2 separate regions of the Homo sapiens genome follow, and region 2 is linked to region 1. Evidence: read pairs that join two places in POLR2A ChIA-PET (ENCODE). Cell type or tissue: OCI-LY7. All regions are shown on one strand. Each heading gives the region's core, and the rest is flanking DNA. Links, peaks and the distances in the headings are about the cores only.

What was found. ChIA-PET counts read pairs that join two places held together with the same protein. Peaks named below come from ENCODE experiments on the same cell type or tissue, not always from the same donor. Only the 100,000 strongest peaks of a DNase experiment are listed, where the experiment ranks them.
Region 2: POLR2A ChIA-PET joins it to region 1 with 20 read pairs; 2 of 35 experiments call an interaction of 5 or more read pairs at or near these places.

What each region holds. Positions count from the first base shown.
Region 1 is chr7:129,164,105-129,170,522 of GRCh38, forward strand. TSPAN33 (tetraspanin 33) reads left to right here. Exons shown (of 8, transcript NM_178562.5): 5 at 370-465; 6 at 2,674-2,802; 7 at 3,295-3,456; 8 at 3,669-5,595. The coding sequence ends at 3,770. It also overlaps the pseudogene RNY1P11. Among named protein-coding and RNA genes, the nearest start is that of SMO, 21 kb to the right of the region's middle. RefSeq lists a silencer at 5,083-5,302 and enhancers at 5,673-5,722, 5,792-6,418. In OCI-LY7, for the core only: no CTCF peak of the experiment used is centred there; a DNase peak (open chromatin) is centred at 2,837.
Region 2 is chr7:128,867,748-128,874,165 of GRCh38, forward strand. SPMIP1 (sperm microtubule inner protein 1) reads left to right here. Exons shown (of 2, transcript NM_001195150.3): 2 at 919-4,300. The coding sequence ends at 1,028. Among named protein-coding and RNA genes, the nearest start is that of SPMIP1, 4.6 kb to the left of the region's middle. RefSeq lists silencers at 1,451-1,560, 1,691-2,210, 2,271-2,390. In OCI-LY7, for the core only: no CTCF peak of the experiment used is centred there; a DNase peak (open chromatin) is centred at 3,384; H3K4me3 peaks cover 848 bases.

The DNA of each region.
Region 1 (6,418 bases), core at 1,604-4,103:
CCACTAGAGGGCAGTGCCTCAGCTCAGTAAGCTACTTTCTGCTAAAAAAATTAAAAATTAGTTTGTTTTTATCAGTCAACAAGTATTTTGTGATAATAGCATTCAGAGATAGATACACATTGGTATATCTTGAAATGTGTCTCTGAAAAGCTTCAACAGCAGGTCCAGCATTTCTCCTGCCCACTGGTACCTGAGGGCCCTGGGATGGGCTTTGGAACTGAACCGGCTATCTTCCACCATTAGGACTCGGTTCTGATTTCAAGGCAGACTCAGTTAAGAAGGATGATCCCTGTCTACTGTTATTTTTGCTGGAAGGAGCAAGTTAGGGATTAGTCCTGTGTTCTGATTCCTTGCCCATGTCTCCGGCAGGCTCGAGGGAAAGTGAGTGAGATCATCAACAATGCCATTGTGCACTACCGAGATGACTTGGATCTGCAGAACCTCATTGATTTTGGCCAGAAAAAGGTATGGGTCAGCCAGTGGTCTGGGGGACTGTGGGTAAAAGTGAATGTCATCCCAAGAGATGCCTCACCCTCTATGCCTGTGGGGCTCTTCATTACCTGCCAGGTAATGGCTTCTGGGAAGGGGTTTGGCAAAAAAGCACACGTAGCAGAGTGCTTTAAATGTACTTTTAAAGACACAGAACAGTATATATAGTAATCTACTGTGTTATAAATGGTTACCTACAGGGGGTGAGGAACTGGGCAGATTCTTGAATATTACCTCTTCAAAAGTGACATTTTAGGCTGGTCCAAAGGGAGTGAGTTATCTCATTTGATTGTTCACAGTCAGCTACAGATCCAACTCCTTGTTCTACTCTTTCCCCCCTTCTCACTGCTGCACTTGACTAGACTAAAAAAAAGAAAATTACATTTAAAAAATTGTGATAAAATTTACATAATGTAAAATTTACCATTTTTAAGCATACAGATCCGTGGCATGAAGTACCTTCAATTGTTGTGCAACCATCACCACCATCTCCAGAACGCTCATCTGCCCCAGATGAAACTCTGTATCCATCAAACACTAACTCCCCATTTCCTCTCTTGAATCTCTGTATCCATCAAACACTAACTCCCCATTTTCCTCTCTTGAAACTCTGTATCCATCAAACACTAACTCCCCATTTTCCTCTCTTGAAACTTTGTATCCATTAAACACTAACTCCCCATTTTCCTCTCCTGAAATTCTGTATCCATTGAACACTAAAGCCCCATTTTCCTCTCCTCCAGCAACCACCATTCTACTTTCTGTCTGTAAATTTGACAACTCTAGGTACCTCAAATGAAGGGACTCACGGTATTAATGCTTTTTTGAGTGGGTTATTTCACTTAGCATGTCTTCAAGTTTCATCTCTGTTTTGGCATGTGCCACAACTGCCTTCCTTTTGAAGGCTGAATAATATTCTGTTGTATGTATATGCCACATTTTGTTTATCCATTCATTCACCAGTGGAGAAAAGGGTTGCTTCCACCGTTCGGCTACTGTGAACAAGGCTGCTATGAATCAAAAGTTAACAATTAGGCCAGGCATGGTAGCTTACATCTGTAATCCCAGCACTTTGGGAGGCCAAGGCAGGCAGATCATTTGAGGTCAGGAGTTTGAGACTAGCCTGGCCAACATGATGAAACCCTGTTTCCACCAAAAATACAAAAATTAGCCGGGTTTGGTGGCGCACACCTGTAGTCCCAGCTACTCAGGAGGCTGAGGTGCGAGAATAGCTTGAATTTGGGAGTTGGAGGTTGCAGTGAGCCAAGATCATGCCATTGCACTCCAGCCTGGGTGACAGACAGAGACTCCGTCTCAAAAATAAATAAGTGAAAAATAAAAGTTAACTTTTTTTTTTCCCTGAGACGGAGTCTTGCTCTGTTACCCAGGCTGGAGTACAATGGCGTGATCTTGGCCCACTGCAACATCCGCCTCCTGGGTTCAAGTGAATCTGCCTGCCTCAGCCTCCTGAGTAGCTGGGATTACAGGTGCCTGCCAAACCACGCCCAGCTAATTCTTGTATTTTTAGTAAAGATGGGGTTTTGCAATATTGGCCAGGCTGGTCTTGAACTCCTGACCTCAGGTGATCTGCCCTCCTCGGCCTCCCAAAGTGCTGGGATTACCGGTGTGAGCCACAGCACCTGGCCAAAAAAGTTAACTTTTAAGTAAAAGTGCTTCTGAGACAAGTCCTGAGTTCCCCTTCCTCTGGTGCAATAGACACTTGACTTTGAGATCCAGTTGGCTCTCATGGAGTAATGATTGACTCACAATATTGAAGATTCCTCCCCTGTGTTTTCTCTATCTTAAGGAGAAGTTTTTCAGCACTGATACTGTAATTATTTCAGCCAATACTTTTGATCACTTCCATTTGCCTGCAAAGCCAGAAACTTCTCTCAAGAAGATTATAGCTGAGTATGTAAAACAAAATATATGTACAACTGTAATACCAACAAGCACAGTGGTAAGTTATAACAAGATATACGAAGTAATAGAAATTAAGAAGTGAGAATATCTTCAGGCGAAGGCAACTGGGAAGCTGGAGCTCAAAGTTTAAGGCTGTGTTAAAACACAACCTAAAGTTCCCAGTAGAAGCTTGCTATAGACTTTTGGTGGCTCTGAGAATTCCCCTGGTCACCTCAGTGTGAGGGGTGGGTGATTCTTAACCTCTGGTGGGTTTTGTTGCAGTTTAGCTGCTGTGGAGGGATTTCCTACAAGGACTGGTCTCAGAACATGTATTTCAACTGCTCAGAAGACAACCCCAGTCGAGAGCGCTGCTCTGTGCCTTACTCCTGTTGCTTGCCTACTCCTGACCAGGTGAGCCAGCATCCTGCCTCATTTCCTCCTAGGCAGCGAGCTGAGTCACTTTCTGATGGGGGCAGCTGCTACTGGGGATCCCCATCCCCTAGCTTCACCGATCAGTCATGTGGGACAGCTGTCAGGTGTTTTTCTTCACCCCAACCTGATGCTTCTATTAACCTCATACTCATGTAGTCCACATGGAGTTCAGAAGGGACAGATTTAAGTTTTAAGTTCAGATTCAGTACCTGTGCAGGTTTGTTATATAAGTAAACTTGTGTCTTAGGGGTTTGTTGTACAGATTATTCCACCACCCAGAGCAAAGAGACCTGGATCCTGACCTCTCAGAGGAAGGGAAGTCTGCATTTGGCAACTTCCAACCCAATATCCTCCACATATATTCTCTGACAATTTAGGAGTTTGGGAAGGGTGGGAAGCCCATCAGCTAAGGCCCCAAACAAAAAGTTATTGGAATTACAGTCCCAATTGGCTTTTCAACTCTTTCCCCAGGCAGTGATCAACACTATGTGTGGCCAAGGTATGCAGGCCTTTGACTACTTGGAAGCTAGCAAAGTCATCTACACCAATGGCTGTATTGACAAGTTGGTCAACTGGATACACAGCAACCTATTCTTACTTGGTGGTGTGGCTCTAGGCCTGGCCATCCCCCAGGTAACTTACCCTGTGAGACTTGTTGGTCCCACACACTCTGTAAAGACTCCTTTGTTTTGGGGAAGGCACCTGGGGATCAGCGAGGGTGTCAGGCACTGACATGGCTGAGGGGTAGGGAAAGGGATAGTGCTGGCCGCACTGGGAAGATCGAGCCAGGGAAAACAAGGCCATCACTCACTGCTGAGTGCCCAATTCCTTCTTGCCTCTCCCAGCTGGTGGGAATTCTGCTGTCCCAGATCCTAGTGAATCAGATCAAAGATCAGATCAAGCTACAGCTCTACAACCAGCAGCACCGGGCTGACCCATGGTACTGAGAATCCATCCTGCACCTCCTCACCATGGAAACTGGCAAGCCTCATAAACGAACAGCAGTGGGTGCTGAAAGCAGCACCAAATGGAGATTTGGATTCCAGCCCCCCAGTGACAGCCCAGTGGGAAGAAGCAAACTCCAGATGGGCAGAAGGCAGGGTGCACAGGTGGCTCCAGTCTCAGGAGGATGCGCCTCCTCTCCCCCATCCCAGCCCTCAGCATTGTGCCAGAGTGATACCCTTAAGTGTTTGGGTTTATGTTTTCAGTTTTGTTTGGGAAACAGCAGTTGCACAGAGAGTTGGGGGTACTGCTGCTGCCTTTTCACCGAGGCACTGCCACCACCAGCTCTAGCAGGGATGCTCCTGAGCTTGGCGGACATACTTAGATCCTAACGTGCCAGTGAGACCTGGCTGTGGAGAGTAGCACTGGCAGCCCTGCCTGGACTCCACTTGGCATGATACCAGCTCCAGAAGGGAAGGGAGTGGAGCAGGCAGTGAGGAGAGAGCCTGGGGGTCGGCTGGGGACAGCCGTATGTGCTAGGTAGGAGTGGAGGGAGATATGTTTACCAAATGCCTGTCCTGCCATCCTCCCAGGTAGTCAGAGTGAGCTACATCCTGCCCCGCCTTCATTTCCATGGAAACATGGCAGCTAGGACACGGGGTACAACAGCAGCCAAATTCTTCCCCACCTCCCTTACTTCGAAAAAAAGTTTGGAACCCTGGTCCCTATACTCTGCAGTCAGAAGTGGGACTGAGCCATACATGCCCTTGAATTCCTCCCTGTCTGGCCCTCCCTCTCCAGCAAGCAGGGTTTTCTTTAACTTGGCAGTGTGCAGAGGAGAAGTGGTAACACCCCCACCCCATTCCCCTGCATCGGAGCTCAGTATTCCTACAGGGTAAGAGGTAGGAATCTTGCTGGGACGAGGGGAGCCAGAAGTGGCAATAAAAGCGTGTTGACCTGGGCTACGCGGGACTCCATGAATTTTCCATTCTGGCAACTGGAAGGGGAGGTGTAGAAGGGCCCTGCAGAGGACGGCACTGGAGACTCTCCTAAACGCCACACACCTCCCCCTTGCTGCCCGCCACACGCGCGTCTCCTTCAACCGATGCATTGCCACCCTCCCACAGCCTCGCCCTCTGCTCTAAATTAGGTCGAAAGAGTCCCAGTTCCAATCTAGGAACAGCATAATTTTGTTCCAAAACCTGATCTGTGTTTTTCTAATTAAAATTAATTTGTCACCCAAAACAGGAGGGGGATGGGGAGGAGGGACATGAGCACTCCGCTGGGGCCGGGACGGGGAATGAGGAGGAAGAAGGCCCTCTCTTCCCCTACCCGGGCCCTCCAGGACCTTCTCCCTGAGTCGGCTGTAGGGAGGACTCCGAGGAAGCTCGGCGCGGTGCGCTGGGCCTCCTGGCGCCGGGAGGAGCGCGCGAGGCAGGCGGGGCGGGCGCGTCCGGGGCGGGGCGCTGGACTTCGTGGGTGGTCCCCGCCCCCGCGGCGGCCTAGGCCCGCGCCTGCGTCCCCCAACCCGGAGGAGATGGGGGGCTGTGCTAGCTGCTTGCCCAGCGAGTGTTCCCGGAGTCTCCTCGCCGCACCCCGCTATCGGGCGCTCAGACCAGGGGCTCGGCCTGGCGGGAAATAGCCTCGACCGAACTGCTGCGGGGACAAAGAGCCGCGAGTTCGCTCCCTGCCCCCAGTGTCTCCTAAGCGAGCCTTCTGCTCCTAGGAAGGCGCCTTTCCAGCAGCCGCTGGGACCCTGGCCAGTGTTTAGCTCCCAACTAGTAACAGACGGAAAGAAAAAATAAAATTATCCAGAATCTAGAATAAAAAGTAAGGGCCTTTTATTCTGGGAGAGGACAGTTAAAAAGCGCGCTTTCTTGCTAACTTGCCTTTCTTGGTTAGTGCCAGAGACGTGCACTTTATAAACTTATTTAAGTGACACGGACCCAGAAGTCGATGTCTTGGGTTAGAGGTTGGAGTGATGCGCCCTCTGGGTTCAGCGGCTTTGAGGAGCTCACCCTGCAGCGGGCTCCGTTTGGGGCCCCTTGGAGGAAGTAAGACCAGGAACCGTGATCCTCAGAATGATTATTCAAATCTGGATTTTCAAAACTAAGAACTACACTTTCACCATCGCCTCTACTGTCTCTCAGTATCTAGCCTCCTGGGTCTGGACTAAAAGGCTGGGAACTTCTGCCCATGCCCCAGACTTTATAACGCACAGAGCAAATGTTCAGTATAGTGCAGTTCAGGGTTCCTAGCTAGATTGCAAATTGCCAATGTCTCTGATTCTCAGTCTGTAGCTTTCTTTCTCTTCGGCCTGATGCTGGGGAAGAAAATACGCGAAGTTTTATATTTCATGTTTGCTCCTTGAATTTCTACCTATTTCTAGTAACCCTCCTCCCAAACACACACTGTTACCAGACACACACTGTTACCGGGAGTCCTTCCCAAGAGAGGGTTCTTGGATCTGACACAAGAAAGAATTCAGGGCAAGTCCATAAAGTGAAAGCAAGTTTATTAGAAAAGTAAAGGAATAAAGAATGGCTACTCCATAGACAGAGCAGCCCCAAGGGCTGCTGGTTGCCCATTGTTAGGGTTATTTCTTGATGATATGCTAAACAAGGGGTGGATTATTCATGCCTCACCTTTTTAG
Region 2 (6,418 bases), core at 2,151-4,650, 300 kb before region 1:
TTTTAGTAGAGACAGGGTTTCACCATATTGGCCAGGCTGGTCTCGAACTGCTGACCTCGTAATCTGCCTGTCTCGGCCTCCCAAAGTTCTGGGATTACAGGCATGAGCCACCGGCTGGCCTATAGGTGCTATTTAAATCCATGAGATCTCCTAGGGAGCTCAAGTTGCTGGAATCTGATGGGAGTGGGGGCAGGAGGGCTGAGCCAGAGCGGGTAGGGGATGTCATTGGCAGGAAGCCTGTCCATCTCGGCTGAGTCTTTTTTCTGTGAGGTTGAGTCAAGGCCATCAGCGGGGAGGGAGCTGAGCTGAGGCAGTGGAGTAACTAGAGATGAAGAGGAAAGGTGTGGAACAGGCATGTGCCAGGCAGGGCTGCTGGGCGATGTTGCTGCACGTCCCATTGCTGTCTGTGCTCATGAATGTCAAGTGAGACTCCTCAGCCCTGTACCCTTCTCCAGCTGCTTGAGTGTCTTGCAGAAAAGGTGGATGGTTGGGGATTGACTCAGTTGAGATTTTGCCCCCAAACATCCCTTTCCCCCAGGCCCCTAAAGGGGAAGTCAGGGAAATAACTTTCTAACAAAAGCAGGAGGCGAGCCCTAGAAGCGGGGAGCAGGAGGCCGAAGGAAATCTCATCTCTCCACAGTCTGTCCCTGTGACAAGCAGGCTAGGGTGGCCCCCCTCCCTGCAGGTAGAGGATCCTGAAGCTAGGGTAATGATGGCAGATGGCTGCTGTATCCTGGCATCCAGCCAGCTCCCAGTATTTGCCCATAGCTCCCATTCCTCCAAAGCACTTTCTATTTCTTCCCACAAAGTGGCTACTCCACTGACGGATTCCTAGGGCTGTGCAGACAGACAGGGCTCCCATGCTCTGCGTGTCCCTCCCTCAGGAACCCATGCTTGGCCTCTGACATCTTTTCCCAGGCCCCCCAGTGAAGCAAGAACTGGTCTCCTGCAAGATGTGCCGCATTGAGTCATTCTTCCGCAAGAACGGGGCCTTCGCACTGCTTGATCCCCGAGACCTGGCCCTCTGACCGTGGGCCAGGTGTGGGCTTAGGGGAGGGAAGAAGAAATAACAGGCCTCCTGGTGGGGCAAAGCTGCTGTGTGTGTCTGTGCCCCTCTGCTCTCCCTGTCCCTGAGGTTGCATTCAGGCCTTTCTGAAACTATCAGACCTGCAAGTTGCCCTCTTGCTTTTTCCGTAACCCTCATCACTTTAATCATCCCTTTGAGGACTCAGCAATGACCAGAGGGTGCTGGGAAGGGCGAGCACTACTTCGCAGGCACGGGATCCTCAGCACCAGGGGAACACAGTAGTTCCAGGAAGTTCTGGGTGTTCCTGGGGAGAGAGCGGCTTGTCATTTCGGAGGCCAGGGAAAGGGGCCTCCTGCCACCGCCACACCCCTCCTTGCCCGCCCCTCACCTGGCCCCGAGGGCCCGCAGCCGCTCCGTCCTCTCCCGATGCATTTGCTCCAGCTGCTCCCGCAGGGCGCGCCGCCGCCCAGCCGCGTCCTCCTGGCGGTGCGGAGCGCTGAGCGTCCGCGGCTCAGTGGGGCGGGCGGGGCAGCACCTGGCACACCTGCCCCTCGCGCCCCGCCGAGTCACTGCCAGAGTGCAGTGCGCTCACTTCAAAGGGACCCGGGCGCGCTAAGCTCGGCCCCTGCCCCGCGCAGGCTCCTTGTGGCCCCACCGCCTTCTAGGGGTCTTGCCTGTGGCGGGAGTTGAGCCGGACTGGGCGGGAGCCCCACGGGGTGAACCCGGCAGTGGCGGTTCCTGGCGATGTGGAGGCGTTCCAGGACCTGCAGAGGCGGCAGTCAGCGTCCGGCCGCCCCTCGGTGCCCCGCCCGCTCCAGGCAGGCCCCGATCCCGGCGTGGGGACACACCCGGAGCCGCTGCTGCTCACGGTCCCGCCGGCGGCGCTGCCGCCTGGCCGCGCTGTGCAGCTCCAGCAGCCGCTGCAGAGCCGTCACCTGCTGCGCCGCGCTTAAGCCCGCAGGCGCCTTGGCGGTGCTGAGGGGCGCCGGCCACGCGGCCTTCAAGGCCTTGGGACGCTCAGGGCCGCCCCACCCGACCCCGGAGGGCACCCGGAAGCCAAGCCTGGCCCACCTCCTGCTCCCCCGGTGCGGGGCCCACTCCAGGGCCCTGCAGCCCGTGCGGATCGCGCTCCAGGCCTGGGGGCCCCGGAGAGCCCCGAGGAGCCCCTGCTGCCCGGATACCTCGGCGCGCAGGGTCGCTGGCATCTCGGCTCCGGCTCCGCGACCTGGGAGCCGCCGCCGGGCCGGGGGCTTCGGGCGGGTAAGCGCAGCCCACGCCCCCTCCCGGGCGGCCCCCAGCTTTGCCACCGCCGGTGCCGACCTTTGTGGCTCGCCTTTGATCATGCTCTGCGTCAGCGTGGTAGTCCTTCTCCGGAGGTTTGGGCTCTCCCTGCCCACAGGCTTTGGAGTCTGTGCTTTCAGGGACCCGCAGGAGTCCCTCGGATGGCTATGGGGGTCGCCTTCCTCTGGGGGCTGCACAGTGGCCTCTCCGGGAGCCACCTCCCAGGCTTGTGAGATATTGCCTTCCCAAGACCGCAGCATCTTCTTCCCTGGACTCTGGGGACTCGCCTTTCCCTGGCACTTAGGACTAAATTCTCTTCGACTCCTCCCTCTGACCCTGAGGAGCCCTTGGGCTCTGGCCCCCGTGTGTCTTCACCTTCTGACTCTGAGGAGCATCTTTGATCTCGCCCCAGGAGGCCTCGGCTCTCTTACGCTGAGGGGTCTCCGCTTTCTGATCCTGAGGGTCCTCCTCTCAGACTCAGGGGTGTCCATCCTTGGTGGTCTTTGAAGTTCTGCTCTCTCCTGGCCCAGGTGCGGGTCCGAGCCCAGCCCTTCAAGGGCATCTTGGGAAGGCAGGTTTTGGGAGGGCAGGTCCCCCGGCCCAGGGGTCCCGGGAGTGAGCTTTCTTTTCTGGGTCTCAGGCTCTGCCTCACTCCTCTCTTCCCTCTGGGCCAGGTCCTGGAAAGGAAAAGCACTTTGGGCCCAGGTTTGAGAGGGAACCTGCAGACCCCAGGGGCCAGCCTTTGCCTGATTCCTGAATTTGTTAAAGCCATTTTATGTAGTGTGGAAGGTGCTTCACTGAAGAGCCTCCTCCTCACCCCAGCAGCCTCCTCCCAGGCAGACCCACCCCTGCCATCCCCAACCTGAGACCCTTGACCTTTTCACCTTGCACTCTGAGCTACCTGGCACCCCAAAACTCCTCCTGGTAGTGGGGTTGAGCTCTTGTAAGGAGCCTGAGGAAGAAAGACCAGTATTGGGAGCTCATGTCCCAGCCCCTCATGCACAGTTCACCTAGACTAGAGCCAGGAAGTTTAGGGAGTCCCAGTGCATGGCTAGGGGTGCCCTGAGGGCGCTGTCTGAACCTCAGGCTGTCACAGTTCATCAATCAGCCAGCCATGCACCTGTCAGGTGTGCCTGCCAACAGCCTGCCCCATCTTTCTCATCCTCCCAGCCAAGGCAGACCACTCCAGAGGGACCTGCACAGCCCCTTCCTCAAGACCACCACAGGAGGCCTGGGAGTGAGAAGGGTCACGGTGCTGGGTGCCTGGGTTCCTCAGCACCGGCCACTCCCACTTTGCCCTGGTGTGCCCATCAGGCCCAGAGAAGAAACCCGCTCTGGGCGTCTTACTTTTTACTCTTATTCAGAAAAACCTTCCTTAGCCTTTTCTTTGTTTCTGACAGCAAAATCAAAGGAAATTCAAGATGAAATTTTAGGCCAGAGCCTGGCCTAAAAACTGCAAGTGTTCATAATTAACAAAAGAAATCTAAAAAAAGAGATGATGTGTTGCCGCTCCCCTGCAGCTGTGGAGGAAGGAGAGCTGTTCTGCATCCATAAAAACCAGTTAAAAGGGATTTCATAAGGTCTGAAATTGAGAACTTTCCCAAGAATACTGCATCTTGTTCTCTTGTGCAATATACAGACGTGTGAATATTCCTAACAGTAACCAAATGGGTGCACTCTCTGTGAAAACGCATCTTTCAAAGAGTTTTTTAAACAAAGGAGACTCCTGGGCCTTTAGAAATAATTGCCACAAACTGCAAAAACAATCTCCAACCTCCCACTTCTGTAATTCTCATCTGTTGTCTTACTAGAAAATTTATTTCTCTGGTAATAATGTTATAATTGATATCCCTGTCTTCTCAAGATGTAAAATACTTGTAAAAACTTCTCTGTCCATCAGAAAATAATTATTGGCACTTTTCTTCTCTCTCATGTGCATGATGGAACAATAAAAAGCTTATGGCTTTGCTAGATCTATTATTTAACAAACAATTTGAGAGTCTGTTTCATTTAAATTAATAGGCTCAAGGCTCACAGTATCCATTCCGCTGCCTGTTTATTGTCATGCTATTTCTAGCCTGTGATCTAAAGACAAGCACCTAGTCTCCTTGTTCTCTGTATATCTCCATTGCCCAGCTGAAGGGTGGCAAACAGGTGGCCTGTGCCTGGCTGAAGGGTGGCAAATAGGTGGCCTGGAGTTGGTATTCTGTTCCCTCATCCCCGGGCAGCCAGTGATGCTCATTCCTGAACTTTCTCCCCTGAACCCCAGTTTAGCATCAGAATCCTACTGGACACAGTGCCTAAGACAGCTGGTACCAACCAGGTGGAATTGGCACATCAAATAAAACCTACTTGCCATCGCTGGGTGTCCCGGCATTCCCATCAGGAAGTGTGAGATGACGAATGAGTGAAGAATGAAGTCCTGCGACTTGGGGAGAGGACTTTCCTGCCTCATCCCAATCCAGTCTGGCTGCCCCAGCCCCAGGGGCCCCCTGCCCTCCTGGCTGTCTGATGACGTACCGCGTGTGGGCTCTGCAGGTCCTCCAGGGCTCTCCCACCCTTGGTCTGCACCACTCCCGGTTTCACCCAGATCTGGGGCTGATGAGAGGTCTCCGGCCTGCCCCCTACAGGAGTTCAAGGGCTACCTCTGATGCACCTCTCTGGGCCCATCGGCTCTGGAATGGGAGGGAGTCTGCCTGCCAGTCTCCCGAGACCCCCACCCCAGCATCCAAACACTTGAGTCCCGGGTGGCCGCCCCCAGTACCCTCCCTCCTCCCCCATCACCAGATCCTGGGAGCTGGAGTTTGGAGGTTAACCTTTCCAAGGGCTGTGGGGCAACCATGGGTGCAACTAAGAGCCCAGGAGGCGTAATGAGGGGCACCGGGCAGGACTGCAGAAGGTGACAGGGAAAGAGCCCAGTTCACAGAGGGAAAGGCAGGATTCCCCGGGGAGACTCACCCCTCCAGGAGCTGATGGTTCTGGCTCAGGGAGTCCCTGTCCTGGGGTAGAGGATGCAGCCTAGAATTTTGGAAGGTTTGGGGGCACCCTAGTCCACAGGGCTCCATCCCCCAGTGTGGCAGCCAGCCTCTAAAATGGCCCCTAAATGATCCCTGCCTCCTGGAATTCATGCCCTCTGTGACCCCTGCTTCCCCTCCATGCAAAGGAGCTTGGAAACAGATCCCTCCTGCCCGGTTGAGCCTCAGATGAGACCACAGTTCTTTCCAGCGACGTCGGCTGAACCCTTCCTAAGTTGCACCACGAACACCCCTCCTGCTACAGTGGAGAGTGCCTTGGCCCAGAGAGGGCTACCAACCTGCCCAAAGTAACTCAGACAGCTGGTGGCTGAGCCAGGACTGGGACCCACATTCCTAATTCCCAGCTCTGTTCTGGGCCCAGTCACCACAGCACCCCCCTCCTGGAGGCTCAGCCCAGCTGCAGCCCTGGAGGGAGGGGCCAGCGGCTGGGGCTCTCAGCCCCTGTGTCTCAGGCGCACACTGGGCATCAGTGCCTTTGCTCTCTGGGGCCCTGCCAGGCTACTTTCCTCCCACGCTGCGGTAACATGGAAAGGCTTCCAGATATCACCACACAGGTGATTTGACCAAGACAGTTGTTAACTGTGGAATGAGAATAACGGCCTGCCTGGAAAGAGCAGGCCCTGTGTGCCAGGCATAGCCCATGAGTCCACTCTTCCTCCCGACAGCCCTTAGAGAAAGATCTCTTCTTGTGGGCGTTTTCTTTTTTTTTCTTTTTTTTTTTTTTGGCCGGGGGGCTTGGGGGAAACGGAGTTTGGTTCTTGTTGCCCACATTGGAGTACAATGGTGCGATCTCGGCTCACTGCAACCTTCACCTCCCAGGTTCAACTGATTCTGCTGCCTCAGCCTCCTGAGTAGCTGGGATTACAGGTACAGGCATATGCTGTCACACCTGGATAATTTTTGTATTTTTAGTAGAGACGGGGTTTCTCCATGTTGGTCAGGCTGGTCTCGAACTCCCGACCTCAGGTGATCCGCCCACCTCGGCCTCCCAAAGTGCTGGGATTACAGGCGTGAGCCACCACGCCTGGCCTCGTGGGCATTTTCTAGCTGAGGAAAGGTAAACTCAGAGCCCACG